Linked DNA regions of Homo sapiens: region 1 is linked to region 2. The links are chromatin loops, found by intact Hi-C in ENCODE. Cell type or tissue: PC-9. All regions are shown on one strand. Links, peaks and the distances in the headings refer to the core of each region. The heading gives the core; the rest is flanking DNA.

Region 1 (8,000 bases), core at 1-8,000, 650 kb after region 2:
TTGAAAAGTGTTATTGGTAGAAGTTTTAAAAAGGATTTGTTTCCAGAACTAGTTTTCTTCCTACTCACATGCTGTTTCATAATAAGCTAGTAACACAGACACTTAATTTTTGTAATGAATAGAGGAACATCACAGTAAGGGAAACTTCAGTTGGTATCATATGTAGTCTGGGCATATGATATTGGGACATAAACTTAAAGCATAAGATATTCTTTAGATTTAATTAGACATTTTGTATTTTAAATATAGACTTATTAATATATAGTAATATATTTATAATATTCGGTGTTGGGAAAACATGTAACTAATCTAGTGTAGGTACTCTGTTTTTTGTTATATCTCTGGTGTGTAACAATGCAGCTGTGTAAATTATAGATGCTCAAGAAATTTCTTGATAGTTGAATAATTACTCCTAAGTAGGTATTTAGATTCTTAGATGACTCAGGCGTCTTGTTTAGTGACATGTAACTGTATGGTCTTCCTTGGGTCTTTTCTTTATGGCCATTGTCCCTTGAAAAATGAGTACCAGAGTTGTTCTAATATTATCTCTTAATACATATTTATTACTATAACACAAGTGATTATAATATTAAACATTTCAGTGTCACATTTGGAAAAAATATTCATTGATTATAGTTTTGGTTTATTAATTTTATATCATCAGAAGTTATTTTAGTCACCTGTTAAGAAAATAAAAATTGAGGATTCATTTAGGACATAAAATAGGTGACAGTGCTTTCCAAATGTTCCATTGGAACTTCTTTAATGTGGGTGTATTGTGTAGGTGAAGAAATACCTTAAGATTTATTAAAGTATAATAATTTTAGGCCAGCATGGTGGCTCATACCTATAATCTTAGTTCTTTAGGAGACTGAGGTAGTAGGATCCCTTGAGCTCAGGAGTTTGAGACAGCCTGGACAACATAGTGAGACTCTGTCTCTACAAAAAACGAAAAAATTAACCTTGTGTGGTGGTGCATGCCTTGAAGTCTCAGCTACTCGGGAGGCTGAGGCGGGAGATCGTTTCAGCCTGGGAAGTCAGGGCTGTAGGGAACTGTGATCGTGCCACTGCACTCTAGCCTAGGCAACAGTGTGAGACCCTGTCTCAAGAAAAAAGTAATAATTTTAAGAATTAATTTTATTAATCAATAGAAATGACATCTTGACAGTTGATAGTTTTTAGGTAAAACAAAACGAAGTATAGCTTTAATGTTTTTTCAGATGTAAAGTGTGAAGAAATCTTTTTCTTTTCCTTCATAGGATGTTTTATATACTGTATGCAACCCTGTTGGCAAAGTGCAACGTATTGTTATATTCAAGAGAAATGGGATACAAGCAATGGTTGAATATCCTTTATTTGTAAATTTTTATTGATGTGTAATTCATACGGATCTTATTTTTTCTGGCTTAAGCATTTCTAGACAAGTGGTGTTTACTTTGTCCTCTCACAAAAATCTACGTGACTTAGCTTTAAAAAATGAAACTGCAGTACTCATAGGGAATTTTACTATTTATGATAAGAATAACTTGCTACCAGAAAGCAATCTAGTGCTTCCTTTTTAAGCTGTTAAATAACACTATTTGAAGATATGTACACTTGTACTATTTTGGAATTTATCCTAAGTGAACTTTTCTGACTCCCTCTTAAAGTAGTTTGGAAGTACCAAAACTTTAGAGTCAGTAAAATCTTACCTTTTTTTATTGAACCTTTAAAATGGTAATGGTTTATGTAAAAACTTCTTTATGTTAAATTTGTCACACATTGAGTAAGAAGAGCAAGTTACAAAATAGTATAGATAATACACTTTCCCCCAAGCTGGACCCATCTTAAATAATAATAATAAAGAGAAAACCCCAACCTACGTGTGCATGTGTATGCATAGAAGAAGGTAGGGATATACAGCAAACGCTTTAATAGTGCTTACTTCTGGCAAGGGACTTATGTTTTATCTTTGTTTTTTTACCTTATATACCTTTGTGATTTTATTTTTTTAAGATTATGGACTTAAGTAATTTTTTTAAAAACTGATAAAATTTTAGATAGAGTATTATAAAACTATGCCTTCTCAGAAATATGTAAAAATCATGTATTTGTTTTGTATTACTTTGGCTCTTTGTAATGTTCTTCTTAAAGAGTAAAATCTTTTCTGTTTCAAGGTTGCAAGTTGTCCTTTGCTAGGGAATGGGACCATGCTCCATTATCTCCTCTGCTTTCCGATTTATAAAGTACTAATGATGACCTAAAAGAATTAAGGTAGATAGTTCGGTTGTATTATGTTTTCTTTGGTACCCTTGATTTTTTTTTTTTTTTTAAGATGGAGTTTTGCTTTTTGTTGCCCAGGGTGGTCAAGTGATTCCCGTGTCTCAGCCTCCCAAGTAGCTGGGATGACAGGCACCTGCCACCACACCCAGCTAATTTTTGTATTTTTAGTAGAGATGGGGCTTCACCATGTTGGCCAGGCTGGTCTCGAACTCCTGAGCTCAGGCTGTTCACCTGGTTCAGCCTCCCAAAGTGCTGGGATTACAGGCGTGAGCAACTGTGCCCAGCCACCCTTGATCTTAAAAATAAATTCTCCTGGCCAGGCGCAGTGACTCACGTCTGTGATCCCAGCACTTTGGGAGGCCGAGGCGGGCGGATCACGAAGTCAAGAGATCGAGACAATCCTGGTCAACATGGTGAAACCCCGTATCTACTAAAAAAATTAAAAATTAGCCGGGTGCGGTGGCACACACCTGTAGTCCCAGCTACTTGGGAGGCTGAGGCAGGAGAATTGCTTGAACCCGGGAGGTGGAGGTTGCATTGAGCCCAGGTCGCGCCACTGCACTCCTGGTGATAGAGCAAGACTCCGTCTCAAAAACAAAACAAAACAAAAAATTCTCTTAAAATTCATCCTGAAATTGGTAAAACATTTCCAGAAGTAAAAGAGCTACTTCTGATTATTTTCAATCCTGTCCTTTGGGAGTGAATAATGATTAAGTATCAGATACCTTAAACCGAATTTCCTTAATAGAGCTTATGTTTGAATCAGTCCTTTGTGCCCAGAAAGCTAAAGCAGCACTCAATGGAGCTGATATATATGCTGGATGTTGCACACTAAAAATTGAATATGCACGGGTAAATATTTTTTTCAACACCCTACCCAAGAAATATTTATGCTTTGGATATGCAGTTTGAACTTACATTATTTTCAATCTTAACAGCCAACTCGTCTAAATGTTATTAGGAATGACAATGACAGTTGGGACTACACTAAACCATATTTGGGAAGACGAGGTAGGTATTTTATACATTTTAGAATGTACTTGATCTGCTGACAAATTTTTATATGCAGTTAGATTCTTTTTTCCTGAGATGAGCTAGTTAATTCAAATGAAAACCTTGTTGATGAATGCTTTTGTTGCAAAAGGCCATGTAATGCTGGAAAATAACCTTGAACATTAGTGCCCCCTACTGGTATGTACTGAGCTATTTATATTTAGTTCAACAAGGAGCCCACACATTCAGGCACGCCCGCAGTTCAAGGACTTGCATTTCTCCAAGCAGCTCTCTCTCTTTGGAGGAGAGGAAACTGATTCAGAATATTCCTTACAAACTGCAAACTTGCACACTGCTTCTCTATGGAAAGGACTTTCCCCCAAGCTGGACGAGGCATTAAGAAGGATAGAGGACTCCAGCAGGCTGACTCTACACTTCATCATGCACAACATCGGCATCAGCAAAAAGCCCTCTGAAAAACTCAGACTCGCAATTCACCTTGACTGCATACTGCATGCACCATCACCCCAAGTTTTTAAAGGAGGACACTTAACAGTACTTCAGAATTGCATGGGATGAACACCATGATAGACTGTGCCCATTTATACAAGTTGTATGTATATATTGGTCTGATTTCCCTTAAGGTTTCAGTTGTAGAATTTAAGACTTTCCACTAACGGAAACTAGACTTCATCTGCAATGTTGTAAATCTTAATGCCCATTACTGTGACTGTGTGCAGCTTAGATTCAAATTGTTAATTGGCAAATAACCAGGACCAGTTTATTAACAGGTCTTGGGAATTGATAATGCTCAACCAATCCACACAGATAGAAAAATAAAAGGATTAGAAAGGTGCACACTTGCTGCATTGTTTACTTTTTAAATTTTTTGTTTTTTTCTCAATTGTGGTCACTGAACAGAAATTCTAACATAATGAAAAGGTGCATTATATGTGAAAGACGTTCTTCTGTGTGGTTTGATTTTTGTAAAGTGGCTGTTTATAAGTTGTCACTTTTTGTAACAATTTAAGGTTATCACTGTCAATTTGTGTAACTAGAAATTTTGACATTTCAAATGTAGGTGAAAGTAACATGTCTGTTCAAGATAGAATATCTTTAAACTTGATAAATCTGAAAATAAGAGCATTTCATTTGGGATGCATCTTCACCTATAAGTGCTAGATTTCGTGAGGATAAATTTGACTGATAAAATTGTTCAACTAACTGTGTGGCAATTCTGGAATATACAAATTAAAATGTGGATCTTGTAAAAACAAGGGGGCTGCAGTATTGGCTACATCTTAACTACAATATCAGTGTTTGAACTACAGGGTGGAAAAGCTCAAGATGAGTATGTCTGTAAAAGTCAGTAACTAGAAAAAAATTTTATGGCATACAAAATACCTTGGGGAGTGGGTACTCTATAGTGCATGTACTCTAGCAAAAAGAAAAAGACAATGTGATGATTGATCTTTTGCATGTTTGCATATTTAGGACTTTTAGATGATTGGCTCCTTTAACTCTCAATTCCCAGGAAATCATCTTGCCTTATGCATGAAATTGCAAATAGGTTTGTTTTGTAATGCAGCTTTGGCTAGACCCCATGTTTTTCACTACTTATGGAAATCTGCCTGGCCTTGGGTTGGTACAGTTGATGTCAGTATTAGAAAGCACATCCTTAGCACTGAAACAACCGGACAAGTGGTTGATGAGAAATGTCTCACTTCTGTCAATTTACAGTTATTGACCACTCGGTTTTGTTTTTTTAAAAAAATCTCATTTGAAATAGTTGTGGTTACATTTTTCTCAGGGGCTCTTTAAACAGGTGTAGATAAGCTTATTTTAATAGTGTTTACATCTATTCTTTTAAAGGGTCTGATGTTTACACAAAGCCAGCTGAGGTTAGTTCTTCATATAATTCTAGTCAGATAAGTTTAGAAATGTATAAGGTATATATGTGAATAGTGAAATATAATTAAAGCACGTAAAACGTTTTTAGTTTATGCTTTGAAGGAAAATTTTTTGTTTTCTAATTCCTTACAGATATTTGTCTTGCGAGACCATAACAGTTTATGTTTTTGTTTCTGTAGAGCTCTTAGCTTGCACTCAAATTGATAGCTATTGAAACTGTTAGGTTGCTATCCCCAAATAAAGACCTTCATAACATTTTTTTTTTTAACCAAAAAAAATAAAAACTTTTTTAAAAACATACCCTCACTTTTTTCAAAGCCCTTTTCAGCTTGAATTACATTTTAGTGTAAAGAATCCCTAACCAGGACGCCAGGGAACCCCTCCAGAAATCTTAGAACCTGTAGTAGATAGGTGCATCTTTTTGGGGAGAATGTTCACAGCTTCCATCAGATCATTTGACTCTAGGAAAGCTTACCACTGTTTAGAAACTGATATATTTAGGGTTCAACTTTCTGCTCACTTCTGTTTTACGTGACCTGTTACGCAGTGAATACTTCAAATGAAGTGAATTATTATTAATTTTTTAATTATTTTATTTTATTTTATTATTATTATACTTTAAGTTTTAGGGTACATGTGCACAATGTGCAGGTTAGTTACATATGTATACATGTGCCATGCTGGTGTGCTGCACCCATTAACTCGTCATTTAGAAGTGAATTATTAATGAGAATGTTTGGCTGAAAGATAGCTTGGAAGATAATCTACTCTAACTCCTTCATTTATGAATGAAAATTGTTTCTGTGACTATACAGCAAATTAGTGGTTTAAGTTGGAATCGTCTGATTCCCAACCCAGTTCTCTTTCCTTTATAGCACACTGTTAACTGTATCAATAAAACTGAGTCATGAAGACATTATGGTTGTTGTGGTTTTAAGATTCCTAGGTCAGATAAGGATTTGTATTTAGTGTTTGATGGCGTATGCTTAAGCAGAGGAACATTAACAGAATGGATTAGTAGGCTAGATTGGCTCAAAAGGAGTGAGACTTGCGTGATGAGAGACGTTAGAAGCCATGTGGTAGAAGGAACTGTGAATGTTAGGATTGAAGAAGAAATGACTTTGGGGAAATGGGGTCGGGGGGACAGTCATAATAACTTCTTGAGCATTTAGAAGAGGTTTTGGCCAACGACTAAGTCTGTAAGGCCCTAAATGGGGTAGAATATGGGTAGAGGATCAATTTCTATACAATATAAAAATTCATTTTCTCACAATTTAGGGCTATCTGGAAATCTTATTATTGGTTTTGGGTAAGCAGAAGCTAAATGGTCCCAACTTACAGAGATGATGTAAAGAGAATTTTTACATTGAGTAAAAGTTAAACTAGATGGCCTCAGTCCCTTTCAATGCCACAATAACTTGGAATAGGTGATTAAAACTCTACTTCTCTAGACTGAAGTGAAAATTAAAGTATTTCTCATCTCCCATAAACCTCATTTGTTTAGGTGACTAAGGATATAGGTAAAGGCTCTCTGAATTTTCAAGGATTAGAATGACCAGAGTCTTGAGATACATATTTTTAAAAATCTTATTGGGCACTGTAATTTCATCAGCAAACTTTCTAAAAGTATTGTATAATGATTTTTAAAATTTACTAACATAGGAGGTGCTATTTTAGAAACTTATAAATAATTTTTTTGTTGATGTCTCTAATTAGATTTGGGAAAATTGGCATGCCTTTTCTGAAAACGTAGCTAGAATAAAAATTATCCTTTAGAGTATTGTAGTATTCTCATCCAATAATGTAGCCCCCTTGGTTAGCTTTATCTTGGCATCTTTAAAGTTTGGGGTTGCTCATAGTCCTACCTGGTGTTATGGTCAATAGACAATGACCTATTCATGATATAATATGAGTCAGTGATGTGAACATTTTCAGCTCTCAAGTCAGGTGTTTGTAAATATGTGCATATACTTATAAAATACTCTGTGTTTACTGATTGTGAAACCATGTAATACAGGTTGTTGTTGGCTTATGCTGAAACTTCTTGAAAGAAGCCCACTTTGAAAATGTGTTGCTGTTGAAGCTAATAGTATGATTCAGGTACTGTCTTTCAAAAGTACTGCACTTAAAGCTTGTTTTAAAGACATGTATTGGTAAAAACTTCTGTACAGTGTCAAACTTCTAGCATTGTGTACATTCACTTTCTGAAAAGTATCCATTCTTCCTTAAATTTGAAAGTGTGATTGTATTTGGCATTTGCCAAAAAGATATATTCAAGTTAAGTGGAATTTGTTAGATGGAATTAATTTTTTACACTCTTGGTGTTGTGTTTAAATTGGATATGAATGGATGTTTAAAGTTAACCAGGAATCGTATTTCTTTTATGAATTGTTGTATTGGATGTTTTGAATGGGTGTTTCCCATCTGAGAACTCCATTAAGTACTTGGGTCAAAATTGTTAAAACCATGTTTCTACTTTTGTGTCAGATAGAGGAAAGGGTCGCCAGAGACAAGCCATTTTGGGAGAACACCCTTCTTCGTTTAGACATGATGGCTATGGTAAGTTGTCAAGGTAGAAAGAAGGTAGTATAGATGAACTGTTTGACTTGCTGCATTTCTGATGAAGTATGGCACATTTCTTGTCTATTTTTCCTGCGTATCTGCCTCGGTTTATATGGGATCAGTCCCTTGTAATGTACTCCCAGGAGTTGTCCAAAATTTGTTTTCTTAGGATAATGATTTAAAAAAAATCCTTGAGATAAGTGAGAGCTACTAGTTGGGGATTGAATACTTTTTTGCCATTATATTTTGGTTTGGTTTTGATTTTTAATGGG
Region 2 (12,401 bases), core at 1,786-9,785:
TCTCCAAATTATGAGAGGATATTTAAATCAGTTTGAAGTGTTTGTGTTAGTTTTCTTTTGCTTCATGGTTAGATTTTGTGTGTTTTTTTTTGTAAATGATTTTCATTAACTGAAATTTTTGGGTTCTCATTTCTTTTTTCTGACAATAATAGCATGTATGGGGACGGCTTTCCCTTGTTTCATTTCTTGGGCAGGTTTTGGCTGTTAGTAACTGACTATCATCCTAGGCCAAGAGAGTGTTTTCTGTCACTGTAGTAAAATGCAGTTTCTTTCATTGATGACACTTTTTCCCTGTCTTAGTGGTGATGGGAGGATTCGCATGCCCTTCAATTCAGAATTCTCTTTTGTCTTGCAAGATGCCAAATGTATCCTTCTCGCTTCTTTTTCCCTTCACTGTCCAGTCTCCAACAGATGTCTTTCCCTTCCCTCTTGTCCTTTTATTCCCCAAAAATGGTGCCACACTGACTAGTGCCACCTTGAGACCCATGTTACTTTTACACCCCTTCCTTGTAGTGAGTGTTCTGATCTACCAGGACACACTTAGGGTATTTTTACACTTGTGATGTGTTTTCTCTTTGGGAAGGAGGTGATCTTAAGTCTTTCTTAGGCCCTTCTTTTACTCTTCTGTCTTTCTTAAAGCTTTTTAGATCTCACCCCTCTCATATCTTTGCGTTCTGCCAAGGTTTACAGTGGGAGCTCAAGAGATAACCCCTCCAGAATTTAGGCTTTTCTTTTCTTTTTCTTTCTTTCTTTCTTTTTTTTTTTTTTTTTTTGAGATGGAGTCTCACTCTGTCACCCAGGCTGGAGTGCAGTGGTACGATCTCGGCTCACTGCAACCTCCGCCTCCTGGGTTCAAGCAATTCTCTTGTCTCAGCCTCCTGAGTAGCTGGGACTACAGGCGCGTGCCACCATGCCTGGCTAATTTTTTGTATTTTTAGTAGAGATGGGATTTCATCGTGTTAGCCAGGATGGTCTCGATCCCCTGACCTCGTGATCCGCCCGCCTCAGCCTCCCAAAGTGCCGGGATTACAGGAGTGAGCCACCACGCCCAGCTAGGCTTTGCTTTTCTACCTAAGTTTGTAGAGTCCTGTGTCTTCTTGTTATATTGAAGGCACTGGATTTATGTGGTTTTATTTGTCCTGGTTGATTTGTATTGCTTTGTGGAAGATGTATGAGGAGATTAGGTTTAGGCAGCAGTCACTGTCCTTGGCTACCTCAAAGCCCCCCACCACATGTACCTTGACAAGCCATTTAGGCATAACGTGGAGCATGTTTGTGAACATTGGGTATGGACAGAGGATAAGAAAGAAGAGAAGGCATTTGGTTTAGAATGTTCCAATTTTTAGATGATTCTGTCCATTCATGTAGAGATACTCATCAAGCAGTTGGATAGTTGGTCTGGATCTCAAATAAGAGAGTAGGAATTACTGCCTCCAGAAACTCTGTTATAATCCTAGTAAGCTGGAATTAGAGCTGTAAATTCCACAAAGGAATTTACAGGCATTGGTCTAATTCCTGCTTGCATACTCAGACTCATTTTCCATGAACATATAGTAGGGCTTTTGAAAACAGAAATATTGAGTGGTTACTAGGTGAAGTACTATTTCCTGGAGCTTTATTTTATTGTATTTAGCAGTTTGGTTGATGTGATTATGAGATCTAAATATTAGTCTGAGGAATCAGTCGTTACTGAATCTGTTGAGAAAAAAGAAAAAACATACATCAATAGATCAAATCAACTACCTAGAGGGAAATAATAAAATAATGCATACATTAAAACTTCATAATTAAGCTTCTTGTCATATTTATAGTTTCCCCCAATGACTGTAGTACTTATCAAGTAGGTTAAATTAACAAATCTATAAAGTTTTATACCAATAACTTTATCTCATTTTATTTTAGAGACAGGGTCTCACTCTGTCACCCAGGAAGTAATACAGTGGTACAATCATAGTTCACTGTAACCTCAAACTCCTGGGCTCAAGTGATCTTCCCACCTCAGCCTCCAAAAGTGTTGGGATTACAGGCATGAGCCAATGCTCCCAGCCAGATGCCAATAACTTTCTAAAGCAAATTCCCAGTTTCTCCTACTCTCTTTCCAGCCATCTATTACTATGCAAATGTATGCATGCTCACATCTAAATATCTTTAAAATAATAATACATAGGTAAAAATACAGTATAACTAATAGGGCTTTCAGAACATAATCTGTGATGGATTTTCCATGTGTTACTTGAGTGTGTATGCTTGAATTTTCTTTCTTTAATAAGAGAGGAAATCGAATTCATTCCCCCTCAAAAAAGCAGCACTGTAAAAAATAGTATGTCAGTAGTCATTATATCCAGGTAAACATTTTTCTCCATTGTATATTTTTATGGTGGCAAGTGGAAGTAGATTATTTCTTTCACCATTGAGATAATCTGTAGTTGGAAAAGACAATATTATTAGAGAAGTTTTAAAAAATGTGTACTCATTTGAAACAAGAGAAATTTACAAGTAGTCAACTTTTTCACTTGACATTTTGTTAATACCAAGACCTGGATAAAGTGGTTCTTCGAATTATACATTCTTTTTGTTTGTTTGTTTGTTTGTTTGTTTTTGTTTTTGAGATGGAGCCTTGCTCTGTCTCCCAGGCTGGAGTGCAGTGGTGCGATCTCAGCTCACTGCAACCTCCACCTCCAGGGTTCAAGAGATTCTCCTGCCTCAGCCTCCTAAGTAGCTGGGATTACAGGCCTGTGCCACCACACCCGGGTAATTTTTTGGTGTTTTTAGTAGAGACAGGGTTTCACCATGTTGGCCAGGCTGGTCTCGAACTCCTGACCTCAGGTGATCCACCTGCCTCGACCTCCCAGAGTTCTGGGATTACAAGTGTGAGCCACTATGCCTGGCTGAATTATGCATTCTTTTGCACTTAACTGAGAGGCTGTGTAATGTAGTGATTAAAATTGTGTTCTTTGAAATCTCACTCCGTGGGTTCTAATTCTGTATTACCTTCACTGTGTCTTTTCTCATCTGTATAATTGGATAAAAATAACACCTACTTCATAGAATATTTGTGCACATTCTATGTAATTTGTATAGAACAATGTTAAGTGCCATTATTATTGTAATTGTTATTAGGTTATATTAACAAGATTCTGCTGGATAAAGTGGGGTGGGGTTTTTGAGACTAATTAGAATTTTTCTATTTTTAATTCTTAGACTGATTTATTTAAATATGTTGGCCTTAGTCATCATGTAATATTTAATTCGGTCACCAAAACATTCATTCAAGAATGGATGACACAAAACAGAAAAACCCAGTATTTCCATAGAAATCACTAGAGATGTGAAAGAATTCATAAGAATGAATGCTTTCTTTGTGTTTATTATTTTCTTTTGGGGCTAAGAACTTAAGAATCTGTTCTTCCATGAAAATAAAAGCTAGGAGCAATAAATACCCTAAAAGGATTCTGTTATTGTTTTGTGTTTTTCAGACAGAGTTTCACTCTTGTTGCCCAAGCTGGAGTGCAATGGCACAATCTCAGCTGGGTTCAAGGGCCTCCTGAGTAGCTGGGATTACAGGCATGTGCCACCACACCTGGCTAATTTTGTATTTTTAGTAGAGATGGGATTTCTCCATATTGGTTAGGCTGGTCTTGAACTCCCAACCTCAGGTGATCCACCCACCTTGGCCTTCCAAAGTTCTGGGATTACAGGCTTGAGCCACTGTGCCTGGCCTGTTATTGTTTTTAAAGACTGCTTTGTTCAATGGCCCACGCTCTTTCTTCTCTCCACCAGGTGGAAGTATAGCACTTTTTGTACCATGTCTTCTTACACAACTCCTCCTAGTCATTGTGTATGCACTTGGGTTAGAAGAGAAAAGATAAACAGCATATTCCAGAGTATGAAATGTTCCTTCAGCTGGATTTTACAGCATCATATTTCAGTTGTTTGCTTGAGCATAATGAAAACAATAGATGGGATAAGTTTCCTTTCCACAAATTCTTTTAGTTCAACTGAGGTCAACATAGAACCATTGTCAGAAATAGCATATGAAATCTTTTGATAGCTGGAAGAGCTGCAGAGGACTAAACTAAACTAACAAAATAATATCCAAATATTTTTAAGTGGATTTCCAATTAATTGATGAATATAAACCTTTGGCATGTGGACAAATTGGTTGTATATAACCTGTGAGAACATTGTCTTTTATAGCTTGATTAAGGCAAGTCTACCTTATTTTCCAGGTGCAGCATTGTACTGCAAGTCAATCGATACAATAATTTAAGTCACTTCAGCTATAATGGAAAAGTATGAAAAATTAGCTAAGACTGGAGAAGGGTCTTATGGGGTTGTATTCAAATGCAGAAACAAAACCTCTGGACAAGTAGTAGCTGTTAAAAAATTTGTGGAATCTGAAGATGATCCTGTTGTTAAGAAAATAGCACTAAGAGAAATACGTATGTTGAAGGTAAGTTAACTTTATATATATGTAAAATATCATGGAATTGAGTGAAATATGCATGTTAAAATTGCAAAGAATTTTAAAGTTATTTTCCCCCCATTGGACTTAAATTCCTTTGTATCAGCACCTTTGGGTAATAAGTTGATTATCACTTTGGACTTCGGCCACTCTGATTTTGTCTGTGTATGAATACAGCTATAGATTGTTATACTGAAAAGAACTTTTATTCTTGTTAGTAAATATCCTAAGTCCACTCACCCCAGTGTTTACGCTCGCCCCCAACCCTGGCCCTCCTCTGGATATCCCTCCAAATACTTCCCCTACCAACCAGCAACTAAAAGAGCACCTCCTGGCACAGAGAGTCAGTCCCACAGGACCGCACCAATGCCCTGGTAGGCATCGACATGCGTTGGTTCCTGCCTGCACTGCACCCCAGGTTCTTAGACATACTGAATAGCACCCCCGGTAACGTACACATTTTTTACATAAAGGTTTTTGTTATAATTGTTTTCACTCTGATAAGATTTGACATGTAAGATTCCTAAGTTCTCAATGTAAATTTTTTCTTACGCTAAATATCTTACAGTTTTAGATCTATAAGCGACCGTAGAGATGCTTCTTATCTAACAACCATATTTTCCGCAGAGGAAACGGAGGTCTGGGGCAGCACTTCTCAAATGTTAATATGCATTGGAATCCCCGGGGACCTTGTTGAAATGCAGATTCTGAGTTGGGAGGTCTGGGGTGGGCCCGAGATTCTGCATTTCTGAGTACGCAGGAAGTGCGGAAGCTGCTGGTTTGTGGGCTACACATTATGTGACAAGACCCTGTGATTTCAAGGACACACAGGCAACCTTCATTTTTGACACGTCGTCTGTTTTTAGAAAATCCCCAGAAATTCAGTTTGTAAGGGAGGATAATAATTATCACTAATAATTATCATGTTTTCTCTCATTTTCAAATATTATTTCCCACAGGTTTCCTCAACTAATACACACTAGGGTTTTGTTTGAAATATAACTTGATACAGTCTTCAGGAACACATCCATCATGATAAAAAAAAGTTCACTCTTACCTCTCAGCCAGCAGAGGGCGCGCCGGTCAGCTAGCCAGCTCTGGCACCCTCACTGAGCTAAGCTGCAGGGCGGGTCTGAACCAAGCAGTGTGGCTTTCTAATAAAAATAATGCTTTTACCTGTCAGCCTCTCCGTCCCAAGTCTTCAGATAAAGTTAATGCTCAGGTAGTACCTTCTGCATTACAAGTGCCCAACTGGAGAATGAGGCTGTAAGGTAAAAACTAGCCTGATTATGACTCAGCTTGGTCTCTGATGAAGGCCCTCAGAATGTCAGAACGTCCATCTTTCTGCTTTTGGTATGTTGTGTCCATGTAGGTCCTGAACAGCTCCTTCTGTGATCAGTCGACCTTCCTTTCCTCACATAGTCTTGTTATTTAAATTGCTTGCCTCTCTGTCCTTACCACCTGTTTTTCTTTAGGCAAGTTACTGTTTTCCTGGGCTAGGTTAACTTCATTTGCAAAGGCGGTATAAATTGCTGACCTACCCAAAGACAGGAGATTGGACCAGGTTTAACCTTGACATTGCATCAAACTGTAGTATCTGTAAATCTTTTACTCCCCTAGTAGAGATCCTGCTTTGCTTCCATACTGTGGTTTTGCAGCGGCACAAAGCCACTGGCTTTTTAGATGACCTAGTCTCTTCCACTCTTTGCCTTTCTGCTCTTTTAGGCAGTGGAGCACATAGAAAACAAATTGGTTTGGTGCTTTGGGCTTCTCTCTTTTTTTTCCCTTAGAGAGATGGGGTCTCAGTATGTTGCTTAGGCTGATCTCGAACTCCTAGGTTCACGCGATCCTCCTGCCTCAGCCTGGGCATATTTTTAATGTATAATGGATTCTCTTTTCCCCAGCTGTGGAGCAGCAGGCACACAGTTTTAGGGTGACATTTGTTTTGGTCAAGCCATGCTTACGTTAATAGATACTGAGGTAGAGGCATGCATTGTGAGTCTCTGTACCTAAAATTTTCTACTGGGCCTGTTATTTGTTGAGCTTCTACTATATGCAAAATGCTGTGTTCTCTCTCAGTATCTTTCTGGGTAAATGGAAGAGAGTTTGGAAAGTTGATTTGTCTACTATACTGGGAAAACAACAGGGAAGATGGGTTAGGAATAAGAGTGATCATGTATCCTGATTTGCCCAAGAGAGTTCTGCTTTATAGTTTTTGTCCCAGTGTCCTGCCTGGTTCACATCCCCTTTCAAAAGTGTCCTGGTGTGGCCAGGCCCAATGGCTCACGCCTGTAATCCGAGCACATTGAGAAGCCGAGGCAGATGGATTGCTTGAGGTCAGCAGTTTGAGACCAGCCTGTCCACGTGAGACCAGCCTGTCCAACATGGTGAAACCCCATCTCTACTAAAAATACAAAAATTAGCCAGGCGTGGTAGCACCCACCTGTAGTCCCAGCTACAGCAAAGGCTAAGGCATGAGCATCACTTGGAACCAGGAGGCGGAGGTTGTAGTGAGCCGAGATGGCGCCACTGCACTTCAGCCTGGGCGACAGAGCAAGGAAAAAAAAAAAGTGTCCTGGTGTGTATGCTGAATTATGTGGTCACCCTAGTTACAGACGGAGTGACCATATGTGCTGGTTTGCCTACGATAGTCCTGGCTTCTACCCATTACCCTAGTTTGGAAGATAAAATTATCTAATCGCTGTAGTGATGGTCTGTCCTACCTAATCAGCATTTTTCCTTGGGTTTGCGATATTAAACAGAGGCTGTCTTGTGAAATGCGTCAGTTTGGGAATAGAATTTAACACACAAAATATCTATGCATAAGAGAGAACAACAGAATCAAAGAACAATGCTGAAAATATATAATATATATTATATATATATAATATATATAATATATATATAATATATATAATTTATATAAATATAAATAAGTAAATTTAAAACACAGACTAATTGTGGGGACTTCTAGAATAGACAGTTTATTCCGATTTGATGGTTAGGAACAAGTATTACTGGGAGTCAACACTAGAATCCAGACTGGATTTAAATCCATAAAATCCATGGCAATATGTAAGCTGAGTGGATATTGATTATTTTTATAGTCCTTAATAATTTCATTTCCTCAATTTTCTACTCAGGTTATTTTATGACTTGTATATATAGAATTTCCATAAAATACATAAAGTGTTTTTTGTTTTATTGCAGTATTTTAAGTTACATACTTTACTTGCTATCACCAGAGAGATTCAAGCAATTTTGTTACCACTTATTATAGGTACATTGGATGAATCTTAAATTTCTTCCAACTTTAAGTTTCTTTAAGGGGTCTGGGTAGAAGCTTTTACTAGTAACAGATCACTTAACTTTGCATTTCAATTCTTTCACAGCAATTAAAACATCCAAATCTTGTGAACCTCATCGAGGTGTTCAGGAGAAAAAGGAAAATGCATTTAGTTTTTGAATACTGTGATCATACACTTTTAAATGAGCTGGAAAGAAACCCAAATGGGTAAGTAATCTGGAAACTGAAATTCTGTACAGCCAGTTCTCAGTTTCATTTTCTGTGGAATTAACCATGGCAAATTTCAAATCCCAGCCACAATTCCCCTTTCTACCACAATGCATCTGGCTACCCCATCCAGTCTCAGGATGTCTTCAAAAGGCAAACAATGATTTACCTATAGGAGTTATAATTAGGAGAAAAACCTACCACAGATATAAAATCAAAATGAATTTGAGGCTAAATTATGTATTGGATTATCTGAGTTCAAGGAATGAACCATGGTTTGATACTAGGAAACCTATTCATATAATTCACTAATAAGATAAAAAAATGTACGATTGATAAATTTGAAAATTTGAAATGTTGATAAATTCAACATCCTTTCCTGATTTTTTTTTAATCCCTAGCATCTAGGATTAAAAGAATAGTTTTTTTTTTTTGAGATGGAGTCTTACTTTGTTGCCCAGACTGGAGTGCAGTGGCGCGATCTCAGCTCACTGCAACCTCCACCTCCTGGGTTCAAGCAGTTCTCTGCCTCTGCCTCTGCCTCCCGAGTAGCTGGGATTACAGGCACACACCACCATGCCCGGCTAATTTTTGTATTTTTAGTAGAGACGGGGTTTCACCATCTTGGCCAGGCTGGTCTTGAACTCCTGACCTCATGATCCACCTGCCTCGGCCTCCCAAAGTGTTGGCACACACACCCCTCTTCAAATCAACTGCCAATGTTATACTCAATGGTAAAACTAAAAGAACTTTCATTAAAGTGAGGAAACAAGACAAGGATGTCAGCTGTCACCACTATAATGCAACGTTGTTCTGAGAACTCTAGCCAATGTAATGTAATAAGAAAAACAAAACATAGCTTTTGGAAATGAAATAAAATTGTCATTATTTGCAAGATATTACTGATCTACAAAATCTAAGAGAACCACCTAAAGAGTTATTAAAACCAGTGGAATTCAGTACAGCGACCCCTATAACACGACAGATTCCACATGCAAAAATTAACAGCATTTGTATCAAACAACACTTTAGAAAATCTAACAGAGAATGGCTGGGTGCAGTGTCTCATGCCTTTGGGAGGCTGAGGCAGGTGGATCACTTGAACTCACGTGTTCTAGACAAGCCTGGCCAACATGGTGAACCCCTGTCTCTACTAAAAAGATAAAAATTACCTGGGTGTGGTTGTGGGTGCCTGTAGTCCCAGCTACTCGGGAGGCTGAGGCACGATGATTGCTTCAACCCAGGAGGCGGAGGATGCAGTGAGCCGAGATCACACCACTGCACTCCAGCCTTGGTGACAGAACAAGACTCTGTCTCAAGAAAAAAAAAAAAAAAAAAAATTAGTGGAGAAGGATCCCATTCAAATATTAACAACAACAAAAGTTTAGGAATAAAGATAAAGAGTTGTTCTGACTCTGCATGAAGACAACTACAAAACTGAGATATGTAAGGATTTTATTTAAATGAACATGTTTCTAAATGGAAATATTCATGATTATAAAAATATTGCCTCTACAGTTTATCTGTTTATTAAACAAAATTCTAATCAGAATACCAATAGGGTATTTTTTGAAATTTGAAAAAGACTAAATCGAGAAAAAAGGGACTTTTAACTGTCAAATATTAAATCACAGTAGTTTAAGAGACTCCCTTTGACAAAAAAGTACCATAAACAAAACTAAAATAGAAATGAGATATTGGGTAAACTATTTGCCAGAATGAATAAATTTTATGTCTACCTATGCAGATTTTACAAATAACATTTTTTAAAAGGTTAACATCCAATTAATAAATATATTTATTCAAAAAAAACTTTCATAAATGTAGACTGTGCACCCAGCCAGTGCTAAGTCTACAGCATTGAACAGAGCACACACAGAAAAGGAGCCTCACCTTACCTTCCAGTGAACATGGGAAGCAAATCATTAAAAAAGAGAAGGAGGCTGGGTGCAGTGGCTCATGCCTGTAATCCCAGCCCTTTGGGAGGCTGAGGCAGGTGGATCAGCTGAGCTTGGGAGTTCAAGACCAGCCTGGCCAACATGGTGAAACCCATCTCTACAAAAACTACAAAAATTAACCTAGCCTGTTGTCCCAGCTAGTTGGGAGGCTGAGGTAGGAGGATCACTTGAGCTCAAGAGGTGAAGGCTGCAGTGAGCAGAGATCATGCCACTGCACTCTAACCTGGGTAACAGAGTGAGACCCCATCTCTCTTTTTTTTTTTTTTTTGAAGACAGAAGTCTTCAAAAAAAAAAAAAAAGAGAAGGAAATGACCAGTACATCTAAGAAAACATGCTTATCCTTCCCTATTAATCAAGGAAATTCAAAACTTTTTAGCAAGGTACCATTTCTCATCTGTTAAATTTGGCAAAGATTTTTCAAAAATTATTATACCCAGTCTTATCAACAGTCAGGGAATCAGACCTCCTCATTGATGGCTAGAGAGAGTGCCATTAGGAGGGCAATTTGGCAATATGTATGAAAAAATTTTAACTGTTTTCATCCTTTGATCAAGAGATTCCATTTAGAGAAATTTATAGTAAGAAAATAATCAGATGAGGGCAAAAGTTATACATATGAATGTTCAATACGTCATTATTTATAACAAAAATATTGGACTCCCCTAATTTTCCAACAGTAAATAATTGGTTACAGGCATTTTGGTATATCCATCCATACAATAGTACAATATGCAGCCAGCCCATTAGAGAGCATGCTTTAGAACAATAGTTAATGTCCTGGGGAAATGTTCCTGGGATGATATATGAAAAAATGAGATAACATACTAGAATGTTAAGTATAATTGAAAATTTGAGTTTTCTCAAATTTTCTCAAATTTCTGTGAATGCACATATATTACTTTTAAAATAAAAATTAATATAAAAACAATTAAAATGGCATATTAATTCATAGTTAAACTTTATCCTGCACTAAATAGGATGTTGTATGTTGACTTAGAAGACAGATATGTTCAGCCATTCTATAAATTAATTTATAAATTAACATACATTTTCATGAAGTTAGAAATTTATGCTTACTTCATGTATTGTTCAAGGCCCTGAAACTATTATAAAACATTCAATGCATACACCAGTTTGCTTGACTTGAACATCTTTCTCTTCCCTACTTGTATCCTAAGCTTTCCTGTCTATAGACTTAGCTCATGTTCTTCTCATTTTAATCTAGAAGGTTCTAGCCTTTTTCACCTTCACTGTCTCTATCATAATATTTATTTATTTATTTATTTATTTAGAGACAGAGTCTCACACTGTCGCCCAGGCTGGAGTGCAGTGGGGCGATCTCGGCTCACTGCAGCCTCTACCTCCTGGGCTCAAGCTGTCCTCCCACCTCAGCCTCCCAAATACCTGGGACTACAGGGACCCGCTACCATGCCCGGCTAATTTTTGTATTTTTAGTAGACACAGGGTTTTGCCATGTTAGCCAGGCTGCTCTCGAACTCCTAACCTCAGGTGATCCACCTGCCTCAGCCTCCCAAAGTGCTAGGATTACAGGCATGAGTCCCCACACCTGGCCTATCATAATCTTTAAAATGTGAAATCCTAGATATTTGTAACATCTCTAAGTTTCCTTCATCTGGATGGAATTTCTTCCTTCCTTTGAATCCCCATTGAATTTTATTTTCATCCCTGTTGTGGTACTTGGTATTTATACCGTATATGTTTTTATGTGCATACTCTCTCTCACTAGAGTATAAGTTTTTTGAGGGCATACTTCATGTCTCATTGATCTTAATGGCTTCCTTATGCCTAGCATTCTTTCGCTCAAAAAATATTTCATGGAGCATTTTACACTGGTGCAGAGGATACAGTTATAATGATACAGTCCTGCCCTCAAGAAGCTTAAAATGTGATGAAGAGACAGATATTCAAAGTAACAACTACAAATGGTTATGTTGATTGGGTTAATGTTGATGCAAGGGATGCACAAGAGAAGCAACTCCAACATCTGTTGACCCCGGGAAGTGAGGGAGATTCTGCAGAGAAGGCAGCATTTGGGCTTTGAAAAGGAAGAGGAGTTGGCCAGATGGACACCCCTGGCGGAATGCAGAGACACAAGAAAGAGCAAGGCATGTTCAAGCAACTCCTCTGTTGAATATGTGTTTTGCAATGCCAGGGACCTCTGAACTATCCCACTTTGCACTCTTAAGTTTTACAAATGTGCTTAGCACTGCTGGTGTTCAGTAGTGCGTTGCGTCAGCCCTGAGACTTCAATCTATTATGCATGGAGTAATGCAAATAGGAACAATCTAGAATATGCTGCTCTTTTATGAAATGTTGGGTACTTCTAGATAACAATGATTAATTTAAAGCATTCATCTACTTGTACTCCCTTCCTAAAATCTATTTAAATAACAGGCCAGAGAGTATTTTTAAAGGCCTAAGCCCAGTGAATAGCAAACAGAGA

Evidence for each region. A loop is a pair of places that touch in the nucleus more often than their neighbours do. Peaks named below come from ENCODE experiments on the same cell type or tissue, not always from the same donor. Only the 100,000 strongest peaks of a DNase experiment are listed, where the experiment ranks them.
Region 1: a loop joins it to region 2, with 8 times the contacts of the local background. A loop is called at or near these places in 3 of 110 quality-filtered maps.

The regions. Positions count from the first base shown.
Region 1 is chr2:38,577,186-38,585,185 of GRCh38, reverse strand. HNRNPLL (heterogeneous nuclear ribonucleoprotein L like) reads left to right here. Exons shown (of 13, transcript NM_138394.4): 4 at 1,260-1,345; 5 at 3,018-3,114; 6 at 3,201-3,273; 7 at 7,654-7,725. Among named protein-coding and RNA genes, the nearest start is that of HNRNPLL, 22 kb to the left of the region's middle. In PC-9, for the core only: a CTCF peak has its summit at 3,463 (motif pointing left); a DNase peak (open chromatin) is centred at 3,445.
Region 2 is chr2:39,221,417-39,233,817 of GRCh38, reverse strand. It overlaps CDKL4 (cyclin dependent kinase like 4), which reads left to right. Exons shown (of 10, transcript NM_001397900.1): 2 at 4,230-4,453; 3 at 7,858-7,979. The coding sequence starts at 4,286. Among named protein-coding and RNA genes, the nearest start is that of CDKL4, 16 kb to the left of the region's middle. In PC-9, for the core only: CTCF peaks have their summits at 3,581, 3,781 (motif pointing right), 5,339 and 5,539 (motif pointing right); DNase peaks (open chromatin) are centred at 3,807 and 5,547.